Linked DNA regions of Homo sapiens: region 1 is linked to region 2. A link is an interaction called in ENCODE POLR2A ChIA-PET data of the cell type or tissue named here. Cell type or tissue: PC-9. All regions are shown on one strand. Links, peaks and the distances in the headings refer to the core of each region. The heading gives the core; the rest is flanking DNA. Region 1 overlaps THOC2 (THO complex subunit 2). Region 2 has its middle 180 kb from the start of THOC2.

The links. Peaks named below come from ENCODE experiments on the same cell type or tissue, not always from the same donor. Only the 100,000 strongest peaks of a DNase experiment are listed, where the experiment ranks them.
Region 1: POLR2A ChIA-PET joins it to region 2 with 10 read pairs; 2 of 35 experiments call an interaction of 5 or more read pairs at or near these places.

What each region holds. Positions count from the first base shown.
Region 1 is chrX:123,625,737-123,632,288 of GRCh38, forward strand. It overlaps THOC2 (THO complex subunit 2), which reads right to left. Exons shown (of 39, transcript NM_001081550.2): 22 at 5,952-6,116; 23 at 1,957-2,232; 24 at 785-926; 25 at 176-333. Among named protein-coding and RNA genes, the nearest start is that of THOC2, 100 kb to the right of the region's middle. In PC-9, for the core only: no CTCF peak of the experiment used is centred there; no DNase peak of the experiment used is centred there; H3K27ac peaks cover 683 bases.
Region 2 is chrX:123,549,946-123,556,497 of GRCh38, forward strand. No RefSeq gene overlaps it. Among named protein-coding and RNA genes, the nearest start is that of THOC2, 180 kb to the right of the region's middle. In PC-9, for the core only: no CTCF peak of the experiment used is centred there; no DNase peak of the experiment used is centred there.

The DNA of each region.
Region 1 (6,552 bases), core at 721-5,720, 76 kb after region 2:
GTTAAATAACTTGCCAAAGATCATACAGCTAGAAAGTAGTAGAGCTAGGATTCAAGTTCAGACACTTGGTTCTTGAGTTCATGCTTTTTAACTAAACACACAATAATACCTCTATAAATTATAATGTTAGCTATCTTTGTGTGAGAACTTTTTAAAGGTTGCAATAAAAACTTACTCGATCATAGCAAAGAAGTGTGGAAAAATTTGGAGTTTTCTGTTGATGTACCAATTCAACAAAACGAGCACAGTAAACAGCATCAATTGCTGAAAAAATACATCGAGGAAATATACACAGCTGTAGAAATTTTGTGATGGTCTCATTTTTGGTAGATTCTAAAAATAAAGGAAGAATATATTAAGTGGTAAACTTCTTCCCCAAGTGCCTCAAAGCCACTAAACATGACAACATATTACCTTTAGTGAAGAGAATACTATAAACCACAAACTATTTATAGTTTGTAACCAAATGTCATGCCTGGTCATGATTATCATTTTTACTATGTGGACCTTTTTTTCTATGATTTCTCCAGAAATATGTTTTATACAGAAAAGCTGAATGACAAGCTGCCAATATGTAGTTAAAAGTTAATTAACTTCACCAGCAAACTATATCAGTTCCTCCAGTGAACATGAAGTTGATTCTGCATTAACAAATAACCAAAGAATGGGATAGGGAACACTGAGTTGAAATACAAACATAATACACTTTAACACCTCTAAAGTTATAATGTTTTGTTTTCTGTAATTTACCAGCATCAGGAACCTAACAATTCCAACAACTTACTTGCTAAAAGCCAGTTGTCCTTTTCCAGTTTCAATCTCTGTAGAACTCTCTGTACATGTTCCATCTGTTTCTTTTCTTCTTCAAGAAGCTTGTCCTGAAGGGCAGTACAGCGCTCCTTCTCTTTTTTCTTTTTATTTGGGGGCTACAAAGAATTCAATTAGACACTTTTCTAACTATATGCACATTACCTTTCTTCTTTTAATTGAAAAGTTTAAAGAGATAAAGGCTGATAGTTTATAACTACTTTAACATGAATATAGGTCCACTTGAACGTGCTACTTTTATCTCCATTCAACACACTCATAACACTGTCATGGCATCTTCATACACCATCAGAACAGGCTACATTTGCAACACTGACACTATTAGTCTCAGGCATGGTGTCATCTTTGACTCTTCCCTCTCCTTTATATCAAGACTGGTTTACAAGCCTTGTACACTGCCACTACCTCCATCAGTCTATGCTCTCACAATAGACTGCCCAAAAAGCCACCTAGCTGGTCTTTAGCCTAATGCTAGTCAAAAAGCATCTTTCATACTGCTGTCATGAGTAATCTTTTTTAAGTACCATTTTTTACATTACTATCCTGCTCAGGAATCTAAAATAGCTCTCAATTTTACCAAGTCTACTTTTCTCCCTGACTTCCAATGCCTACATAATCTGGCCCCATCATAACTATTCATATGAATCACTAAGTACATTCACTACATGAAAGTGAATCAGTAAAAGTGGTCTCCCTAAACCTCAATCTACTTCCTGTCTTTGCTGGAACCCTATGGTGACCTCCCTATCTGCTTCCATATTTCCAAACCTAATCTACCTTCAAGGCCTGTCCATTTCAAGACTCGGCTTCTCAATAGTCTTCTCCTAAAGAACTCTCCTCTTGAGAACTACTGCTCTTGCTATTAGAGTCACATGAATCACTTTAAGTTACTAGCATAGTCGTCAGTAGAAAAGGACACTCAAATAATTTTTGATTAATCATAACCTCCACCTAGTCACCAAACTCCTGGCCCCCCACTCAGAAGTAACTATTAAACCCCATTTAAGAAAATATTATATAGCAACAAGATCACTGTTTTAAGGAACCAGAGCTAAAACAATTTCAAAATATAGGTAACATTGAATACCATAAAGTTATTGCACTTGAACTACTAGAACAAAAACCTACCATTTCCTGATTGTCATCAATTGCTTTCATCTGGACTTTAAGTTTATTGACTTCTCGTTCATAGCTGGTGTGTGGAACTGCAAGGTCATACATTGTCAATGACCAGAATGTAGCATAGAATTGAGGGCTGATGTCATCCCAGACTTTGGAAACATGTAAGGAGACCACTGCTTCATGGACAGGCGCCATCACCATCTCACATGATGTAATGTACTTATGAACTTTATGTTGCTGTTTACTTCCCTTTTCTGATTTTTTAAGTTCATCATACTTTGACTGTAGATAAAAAGTAAAAATACATACATACATACACACACAACATAATTTATAGCTTTGACTTTCATGGCATAAAAATCTATATTCCCTTCTAAAGAATCAAAAGATGACCAATCTCAAAACTGTTGTAGAAATTCTAGTTTCTTATGAACAACGTTTATTTTAAGATAAATCATCTCTGGAAGCTATTCCAGTCTTTAGTACTGTGTGCCAACTAGGAGATTCTCAGAGGGTTCTTATCTAATCTGACCTGTTGAGTAAAGTGAACAGGGTATATGCATGTTCTCCTCTTTCATTCCCCCACCCTACTCCCTCTTGCTGCTGTATCAGGGATTGAACATGTAGGGTTTCCAGTCCTGCTTTTGAGATATTCAAGGGAACAAATAGAAGGTCTTAACATGAGAAAAGAGGAAGAATGGAACTAGTAATAGCCAACTAGGACAGAATGTAGTATCACTACATGCAGACCCTACCAACTGTTAAAATTTGTCAATTAAAAAGCTGGATCAAGAGACCAAGGCGGGCAGATCACTTGAGATCAGGAGTTTGAGACCAGCCTGGCCAGCATGTCAAAACCCCATCTCTACAAAAAATTAGCCAGGCGTGGTGGCGCAGGCCTGTAATCCCAGCTACTTGGGAGGCTGAGGTGAGAGGATCACTTGAACCCCAGAGGCAGAAGTTGCAGTGAGCTGAGATCATGCCCCTTCACTCCAGACTGGATGACAGAAGGAGACTGTCTCAAAAAATAAAAATTAAAAAAAAAAAAAAAGCTGGATCAACACTAAGAAAAGTTATGAGAAATTTGTTTTAAGACTGCTAAGTAGGGTGACCAATTGTCAGGGTTTGCTGGGGATTCAGGGATTTCTGAGGATTTAAGACTTCAGTGCTAAAACTGGGAACATCCCAGGCAAACCAGGACCAACTGGTTACTCTACTGCTAAGCCAAATAAATTTTTCTGTGAAAAGCTGTGGTATATTGAAGTTTAAAGCATGTGAGAACTGATGCTGCAGCTTCTTTCGTTTGACTGGTTTATCCTAATTTGGGGGAAAAAACAGAGGAATGCCATATTCTTAATTGTATGAGGAAAAAAAATTGTTAGTACAATGGGAGGGGCTGCAGAGATGTGTATGCCAAATATATTATACATATATATACACACACAAAAATATATATATTTTTTCTATATATTCTATATATATGAAGATAACATATATATGAACATATATATTATACATGAACACACACACACACACACACACACACACACACACACACACATATATATGAAGATAACACAGAGTTGCTGCTATTGTTTCACATCCTTCAGTCTCTTTAGGATGAAAGAGCTCTCATCCAGAAAATTTTGTTTAAGTTAGGTATCACCCTTCATACGAACCTAAAGGAAGTCCTAAAACTAGTTACTTCCTTACGTTAGAAAATCACTTAAATCATTCTATTTGTGCTAAACACGTAACCCAAAACGAGATGATCAAAGGTTCTGCTTCCAGTTCTACACTGTGATAGGCAAAAGAGTCTCAGCTCCTTACAGCTCAGTTACCTGCCTTCCTTCCTGAGTGCTCAATTTTACAATTGTTCTAGAATTTTACAATTGTTCTAGAAGTGGGAAGATTTATGCTCTGTTATCCCCATTTTAGAGAGCATGCTGACAACCACTGAGACCACGTAAGTGACAAAGCTACAAAGAACATTAGTTACGAAAAAGGAGTCCCAATTGCATCAGAAACCTGAGGGAATAGCAGTTGGGAAAACAGAGAGTGTTTTTTAATTTAGAGGACAGGTCTTATTGAAGGTAACTAATATGAATCTAGATGAGCAGAATGACTTCTGCTAAGGTTCTAACAAAACGGGATAAAATAGGGCTGACATTATCTGCATAAAAGACAGCCTAATTACCTGTTCTGGGCAAGATCTAGAATATGAACTAGGTTAAAAGCCTATCTTTCAGACCTGTGTCTCAAGGTGGACCACAACCTCAACAATTAAAACTAAAAATTAGTTTATAGGTATGAGAGGGTTACATGATAGCTCCAATCTCCCCAGTCCTCTGGGTCTGAATCTGTGATTTCTATTGCTAGGAACCCCATAGTCACTATCTAGTTAGAAAAATAGGCTTGGTCAGAAAAGAAGGCTATACTTCGTATTTACCCAAGATGAATATGTCCTTGTCTAAAGTCAGTTTAACTCCCACTTCAAGTTCACACCTTCAGTCAAATGAAGAGACATAACAGTTCTACATTTCAAATTGCCTGGGGAACTAGACTTATGGAATAGAACTGATATCCACAATTATTGCTGTACTTCTCACTATTGTTCAAAAATCTCGTCTCAAGAATCTGAGCAGGCCAGGCACAGTGGCTCATGCCTATAATGCCAGCACTTTGGGAGGCCAAGGCAGGCGGATCACCTGAGGTCAGGAGTTTGAGACCAGCCTGGCCAACATGGTGAAATCTCATCTCTTCTAAAAATACAAAAATTAGCTGGGTGTGGTGGCGGGCACCTGTAATCCCAGCTACTTGGGAGCCTGGGATAGGAGTATCGCTTGAACCCGGGAGGTGGAAGTTGCAGTGAGCTGAGATTGCGCCACTGCACTCCAGCCTGGAAGACAGAGCGAGACTCCATCTCAAAAAAAAAAAAAAAAAAAAAAAAAAAATCTGGGCAGCGTTTGGCTGAATTATCCTCAAGAGAGCCTGCTGATAGTTTATAGAGGGGACATAGCAATCACCTAATATACATTTTCACTCTCTCAACGAAGGCTCTTCAACAGAGGCTTTCACTCAAGAAGCAAAAGCAAGGATCCCCAGGACAGCTTGGATGCCCATCCAGCACAACCACAAGATTGCTGGGAAACACCTTTTCCAGAGAGTGGCATGCTGCCTACAGATAAAAGACTTATATCTGACTTGGCTATACAGCCACTTTCATTTAGTTTTCTGTTTTCTTCCAAGCCTGAGAGGGAAATGCCATTTCTTTGTTTAGGTTTTTGTATCTCTTAAAAGACAAAGGTAATATTTTACACAAGTAAGAGAGAAAAAGTAGCTTGAATGACCTGCTCCATTTTCTGAGCTGGAAAAGTTCAGCCAACCACAGACAACCAGGTGTTCCTGTTTGCTAGGATTCCATATTGCTGATTAGTGTGTTCACTTAGCACAGGGCAGGTCAGAATTCCTAAGATGAAGAAATTCTCCCACCTCTGTCTGTCAAGAAATCAGGTACCCTCTTGCACAGCTGAGACTGATCTACCATGGGGTGTGACAACAGTAAGACGTTACACAAAGACGGCAAACAATTCTCTGGATTGAGAGGATCTAAAGGGGAAGAAGCAGCCTAACACCACTCCCTTATTGTCTTTTTCCCTTCAGAGTGTATACATAACACAGGAATTTCTGCATAGTGCTAACAAAGTGATAATTAAATCAAGTAGCAGTTAGTTAGGAAAGAAGTGGGAGACTGTAGCAGTTGATATGTAAACACTAACAGCAGATGTTTGATTAAATGATCAATTAGACTCCAAATTTCTCATCACCTTTTTTGTATACCTCTACCACACAGCTTCGTACCCCTATTGGAAACAAAGAAGGGATCCTAGTTTAGGGCCAAGACCTTCCCCCAAAATCTGTAGTGATATGTACTTACAGATAAAACCGTTAAGAAATAATTTGGATCGTTCTTGAGCGGCAGCAAAGACACTTGTACTTACCGAAATATGATGGGCATACATTGGCCTAGACAGGAAAAATGCTGCATCATGGGGTGTATGAAATTCATTACAGAGTACATCAATTGAAGGCACTCGCTTTATATAATCTTCTGTGCTCAGATTAGATGCTAAAAACCCACCAAACTGCACCAGGGTATCATGACACTAAATTTAAAAAATAAGACAAAATCAACATATTTTCCAAAGTGATTAAGAAGTCATTTTAGGAATATTTTAACAATTAAGAATCCAAATTTTATAACTTAAAAGGACTTTAGAGACTATCTACAAGTATAACCACATGACCATATTACAAAAAAAGATGCCAAGGCCCTGACAGGTTGACTAATCCAAGGTTTTACTAGCCAACTAGGTCTCTTAAATGTCAAGCTGTTGTTCATCACTTTTAGTAGAATATATTTACCTAAATCAAATAAAATAATAACCATAGGCAAACAGAAGTCAATTCCTTTGCCCTTAAAAGAAGAAAACTTTATTTACAGAATATATTTATAAATATTAAGTACCAAAACCTAAGATTAGCCCACAAAATGTGTTTAACTATCATCAACTATAACACAAAGAAAAAGAGAGACAGCAA
Region 2 (6,552 bases), core at 438-5,437:
ACATCAGCATTTAAGTATTGTTAACTTTATGTAATAGTATTTGGGTTGGGGATTGGTGCATTTCTGGTTGTATGAAGGATAGTTGTATTATGTTAGGCATAATTATGACCTTATTATTGTCTTTATTTGAAAATTAGGTATGATCTCAGGAGATGTATATGGGTTCAAGTTGACAAGGGGTGGTTAATACTGAGTGTCAACTTGATTGGACTGAAGGATACAAAGTATTGATCCTGGGTGCATCTGTGAGGGTGTTGCCAAAGAAGATTAATATTTGAGCCAGTGGGCTGGGAAAGGCAGACCCACCCTTAATCTGGGTGGGCACAATCTAATCAGCTGCCAGCACAGCCAGAATATAAGCAGGCAGAAAAATGTGAAAAGAGAGACTGGCCTAGCCTCCCAGCCTACATCTTTCTCCCATGCTGGATGCTTCTTGCCCTCGAACATCAGACTCCAAGTTCTTCGGTTTTGGAACTTGGACTGGCTCTCCTTGCTCCTCAGCCTGAAGATGGCCTATTGTGGGACCTTGTGATCGTGTGAGTTAATACTTAATAAACTCATATATATATATATATACATATAAATATGAGTTTATATATATAAATATATATAAATATGAGTTTATATATATAAATATATATAAATATGAGTTTATATATATAAATATATATAAATATGAGTTTATATATATAAATATATATAAATATGAGTTTATATATATAAATATATATAAATATATATAAATATGAGTTTATATATATAAATATATATAAATATATATAAATATGAGTTTATATATAAATATATATAAATATGAGTTTATATATATAAATATATATAAATATGAGTTTATATATATAAATATATATAAATATGAGTTTATATATAAATATGAGTTTATATATATAAATATATAAATATATATATAAATATATATATATATTCCATTAGCTCTGTCCCTCTAAGAGAACCCTGACTAACACACTAATGAAGTCCACAGCTCCTATCAAGAGGCATTTTCCAGATAGCTGTGCTCCTCATATTCTGGTAACCACTCATATTAGGTTGGTGCAAAAGTAATTGCGGTTTTTGTCATTAAAAGTAATGGCTTCTAATGACAAAAGTAGCTTCCTCTACTTGCCCATTTGGACAAGTAGATGCAACAACTTCTCCACTGCTGCTAGCCCTAAAGTCCTTGTACTATCCTTTGCTGATTCCTCTAAACATTCCCATACCTTTATTAAACTCTTCTCAACCTACTCAGATTGTGCCAACTATTTCTAGCTGGAATCTTTACTGATACATACACATTTAGATGGACATTATATCTTTAAAGATTCGGGCTTGCACTGTGGCCCTGCTAGAGATAATGATTCTAAACCCAGGTACAACAATGTCTTCCCCCTCTCTCCCTTAAATGCACTAACAGTGTTATCTCAAACCCCAAAGTATACCAAAGTCTTCTAAAAAAGAAACTAAAAATAAAAACAAAATCAAGAAGCAAGTATGAAAGAGTTTTCAAAAAGTTTTAAGCAGGGTCCAAAAATTTTTCATCAGAAAAAATACACAGTATTGCAGAGTTAACAAAAAGCAATATTTTTTAGTTAATCCCTACTATCTCAAAAAGCACAAGGGTAAAGATCTGTTCACTTGCTGTACCCAGGAGATCTTACACCTAACTGAGAAAGTCACAGATGATCACAACATAGTCATTCCTAACCCTATTTCTCCCCTACCCATTCTACTACTGCAGAAAATAAAAGACCTTAGCCTGCTCCTATTTTAGAACTGCAGATGGATAAAGAACAGACACAAAATGAAAAATGTATTTTTTCAGAATTAGCATCATCATGAGGTTTTACCGTACTTTCAAATTCAGATGATACCAGGTGGCAGGTCCAGTACAAGGGGGATCTTGAGAACCTTCACTGACAAATATGGTAGGGCAATGTCTTGGTTTGGGCTGGACTTTGGTTTGAATGTGTCCCCTAAAGTTCATGTGTTAGAAACTTAATCCCCAATACAACAGTGTTGGGAGATGGGGCCTAATAAGTGGGCAGAGCCCTCATGAATGTCAATATCACAGGAATGGGTTAGTTATTGCAAGAGTGGGCTTATTATAAAAGCAAGTTCAGCCCCCTCTTACTCTCTTGCCCTTCTGACTTCCACCATGGGATGATGTAGCATGAAGGCCCTCACCAGATGCAGACCCTTAAGCTTGGACTTCCCAGCCTTTAGAACTGTGAGAAATATTTTTTTTATTTATAAATTACCCAGCTTGTGGTATTCCGATAGAGCTACACTAAACAGACTAAGAGAGGATGTGATAACAAAATACCATAGACTGAGTGGCTCAAACAACAAACATTTATTTTTCATACTCTGGAAGCTGGGGGGGTCCAAGATCAAGGCACTGGCAGATCCAGTGTCTGGTAAAGGCCTACTTCCTGCTTTGCAGATGGCTGTCTTTTCATTATATCCTCACATAGTGAAAAGAGAGTTAGCTACCTCTTCTTAAACGACTCTTCTTAAAAGGGCACAAATCTCATTCATGAGGGCTCCACCCTCATGACCTAATCACCTCCCAAAGGTTCCACCTCCAAATACTATCACATTGGGATTAGATTTTCAACAGATGAGTTTGAGGGGACAAACATTCAGTCCATTGCAGACAGTGTTATGGATACTGTGGACTGGTTCACTCAACCTTCATTCCCATTTCCTTCTAGTGCACCTTCTGTGCTGCAAAGACTAGAAAACTGAAAATTGCATTTCACGGACTCTTTTACAGCTAAAATGCTCAATGTAAAATGGCTTGTATTAATTAGGTACATTTTTGTGAGACTTGGAAAGCAGAAATCATGCCAAGGCCACTTTCTCTCCCCTTTTAGACTCTCTTACCCTGGCAATTGAGGTCATGTAGACATGGGAATGTTCTGCAGCTGTGTGCCAGCAACTAGTCTCCAGCTTCCTGGGTGTCAGCTGTGGTGCTATGCTCTTGAATTCAAGCATTCCAGTGGTGGTCTCAGAAGTAGTAGCCAATTGGTGGATCAGTTCTATAAGATTCTAGGAGCCATTTCTTCAGGCCCAGCCTAGAGCCTACTCTTCCAATCCTTCCAAAGATTTTTTAAACTATCTAATTTCCTTATTAAATTCCTTTTTACTTAAAGTACTTAAAGTGATCTCTGTTTCTTACACTGAATCCTGACAGGTATAGGCAGCCAAATTCAGGGTCTACAATTTTTTACCAATTCCCCTCAAGATCTGAGTCTGGAAAAATATGGCTTATAGACAGGGGCCTTTTAGATAACAGCTGGTTAACAGACAGGAAAAATTTTTTATCCATCATCAGACTGAGTCACAGATACCGGCATCCTTCCCTTGGTTGATGCCAATACTAAATGTAAATACATGGGTAGTGGAAGGAGCAGAGACGAAGAGAGCTGTGAAGGTAGCACTAAGTGCCTACTATGTGTTAGATACTGACCTAGACATTTTCACACATACTCATTTAATTCTTAACAGTTCTGGAAGTTAAATACAGTTATCCCCAATTAATCCAACCCTTCACATACACATTTCTGGGTTTAGTGTGTTCATTACCCTTGGGTTTATTTCGCTGTTAAAATAAAACACCTAGCTGGGCACAGTGGCTCACACCTGTAATTCCAGCACTTTGGGAGGCCGAGGTGGGTGGATCACCTGAGGTCAGGAGTTCGAGACCAGCCTGGCCAATCAACATGGTGAGACTCCATCTGTACTAAAAATTTAAAAAAATTAGCCTGATGTGGTGGCGCCCACCTGTAATTCCAGCTACTCAGAAGGCTGAGACGGGAGAATCGCTTGAACCCAGGAGGTAGAGGTTGCAGTGAGCCCAGATTGTGCCACTGCACTCCAATCTGGGTGACAGAGTAAGACTCCTTCTCATAAATAAATAAAATAAAATAAAATAAAATAAAATAAAAATAATTTTTAAAAAAATACCTTATCTAGCATGGGGATTCAGATGGTGGGTAGGTCTAGATTCTAAGCCACTCTGTGAGGACCTCAGTTGTAGAAGTTTGCAACTTTCTATCAGGTGCTCTGCAGGTAACATAACTTGGTTTCAGTCTTTGTGTCTACTTATTTCTGCCTTGCTACCAACTTATAAATTTCCTTTGTGTCATGAGTCAAATGTCCTGGGGAAATAAACTGTACTTGTTCATCTTAAGGCTGGGTCACAGGAGTCAGCTGCCAGCATTTGCATGGGCAACATCCCTCAAAGACAGGCACCTATCCCTCGTGCAATTAGCTGTGACTGAGAGGAGAAGTTCCACATCCTGGTGACTACTCAGCAAAAGGATGGATAGGGAAGACTAGATTTTGGCATCTCTTGAAAAATCAGACTATTTGGAAACAATGACCCTATATTTCCACAGGCAACAGGGGGAAGGAACTCCCTTAATATTGTAATGTGAAGCTTATCACTTATTTATGTTAATTACCTGGCTTTTTTAGAGATTTGAGTTTGAGAACTCCTAAATTCCTTCCAGCTTTAATCTTCAAGATTCTGTATTCTTCTGGATTCCTTTACACTGAAAGCATTGCAGATTGACGTGGGCCTCATTGAACAAATAATTTGGAAATGAGCCAGAAGTGCATTTTATTTATCCACCAATTTGATTTTATAAATAGGAACTCTACATTTCCATACTATAAAGCCATTTATTCTCCTCTACTAGAATTGCTATAATTCTCAATATGCCATGTATTATCATCATCCTGTCAAAATGAAAATCTCACAGAGAGCCTGTGAAGGTCTTATCAAATCAAGTGGAAGTGATTAAGGACAGTAGAAAAAAATATAACAATTATATATACACTATTAAATAATGCAAAGGATGAGGATTCAACTAGTCTCAGATTTTTAGAAGGTTTGCGATTAGATATTTTGTTGACTCAATAGCAAATTATTAATTCATTAAATGATTAAGCAATTTATCAAAACTGTGAATGACAAAGCAATCAGAGACTGGGATAATCAGACTCCAAGTCTGTTCTTTGTGTAAAATTCAAATGCACCCAGCACAATACAATTTTGTACTTAATGCCATTCATCTAATCAGCATATTTCTGCTCCAATGTGAGATCTTTGTTTGAACATGATATGCAACAGATATGGAAACCACAAAAATTTCATTTATATAATCATAACAAGCACGTTATCATGGTTGTCAAAATTAATGAAACCTAATTCGCTATATTTTCTAAACTTAAAATTGACACAAAACATTTTTGTGAAAGGCAAAAATGCTAAAGAATCACAGAAATAAGTATAAAAGTGAATCTTTTTAAATGCCTACATCTTGTTTAGGTTAGAGAGCTAACTAATATTGATTATGACAGGTTAGATCCCCTACATTTTAAACGATCAATTGAATACGAACATTCACTCTGTGAACATCTTAACCTTTGGCTTCTTTTAAGTAATAATGAGCCCCCCTAGTGCAATTACAATAAAAGTCAACTTGTGAAACTTCCATTAACACACTACTTCTCAGGAAAACATGCTTTTCTAAGACAAGGGACGCCTTTATTTCAGATTACGCGGTCATCTTGATCATCCTCCAGTTAGAGCAAGAGTTCTGCCTATAAAAGTGCTTCTCAAACTATAGTGTACATCAGAAACATTTGGAGAGCCCGTTAGACATGCAGATTCTGGGGCTTCACCCTGATCTTGATTCAAAAGGTCTCAGCAAGGTCTGAAAAATCTGCATTTTTCACAAGTATCCTACGTAGTTCTGCTGTAGCTGATTCAAGGACTATACCTTGAGAAACATTGACCTACACAGTATTTTCTTTCTCCCTTTGCATTATGTTGTTTTGAATCATCGCATTATAAATCTTTCCAGTATCTCTTTTGATTGCTTTTTGCACACCCTAATGACCTCCACTAATTCCCTGGGTCTCACCACATCTCATTAGCCTGAACTGGAAGAAGTTAGAATTTCTACATTTTCTTTCCCCATATTCATACCTTTCAGGCCTTCACACATGTGCATCTCCTTTGAAAGCAACAATTAGCCGTATCCTTCTGGAAAGCTTCCAGTCTTCCTAAGCCAATCAGATTCCCAAGGGTTTCAGAGCAGGAGCTCTTCAAGTAAATACATAGGTGTTGCTTCTTTCACTCAAACCACCCTGTTACCTAGGAGAGCTCCTCTATGACTTTGGTGCTCTCAACACTACTCCACAGAGTGGACCAAATAAAACAAAGGACAAAGAGCTCAATCCTGTCTATTTAAAATCTTATTAGCAGCTGAAGAAAAAAAAAGTTGCCAGTAAAGAACTAGAATTGTCTTTTCTTGAAAATTCACAATTGTCTATTGACATGAATTAGCCAAGTTATCACTGAGCCCTCATACTACAGAGAGAATATAGATATTAAACTACCACCTGGGAACCCACTTAGGGAGATTTTCATATAACCAATGCCTGAGCCCTGGCCTAGACTAGGATTTCTCAGCTTTGACACCATTAACATTTTAGGCTGGGTAATACTTGTTGTGAAGGGAT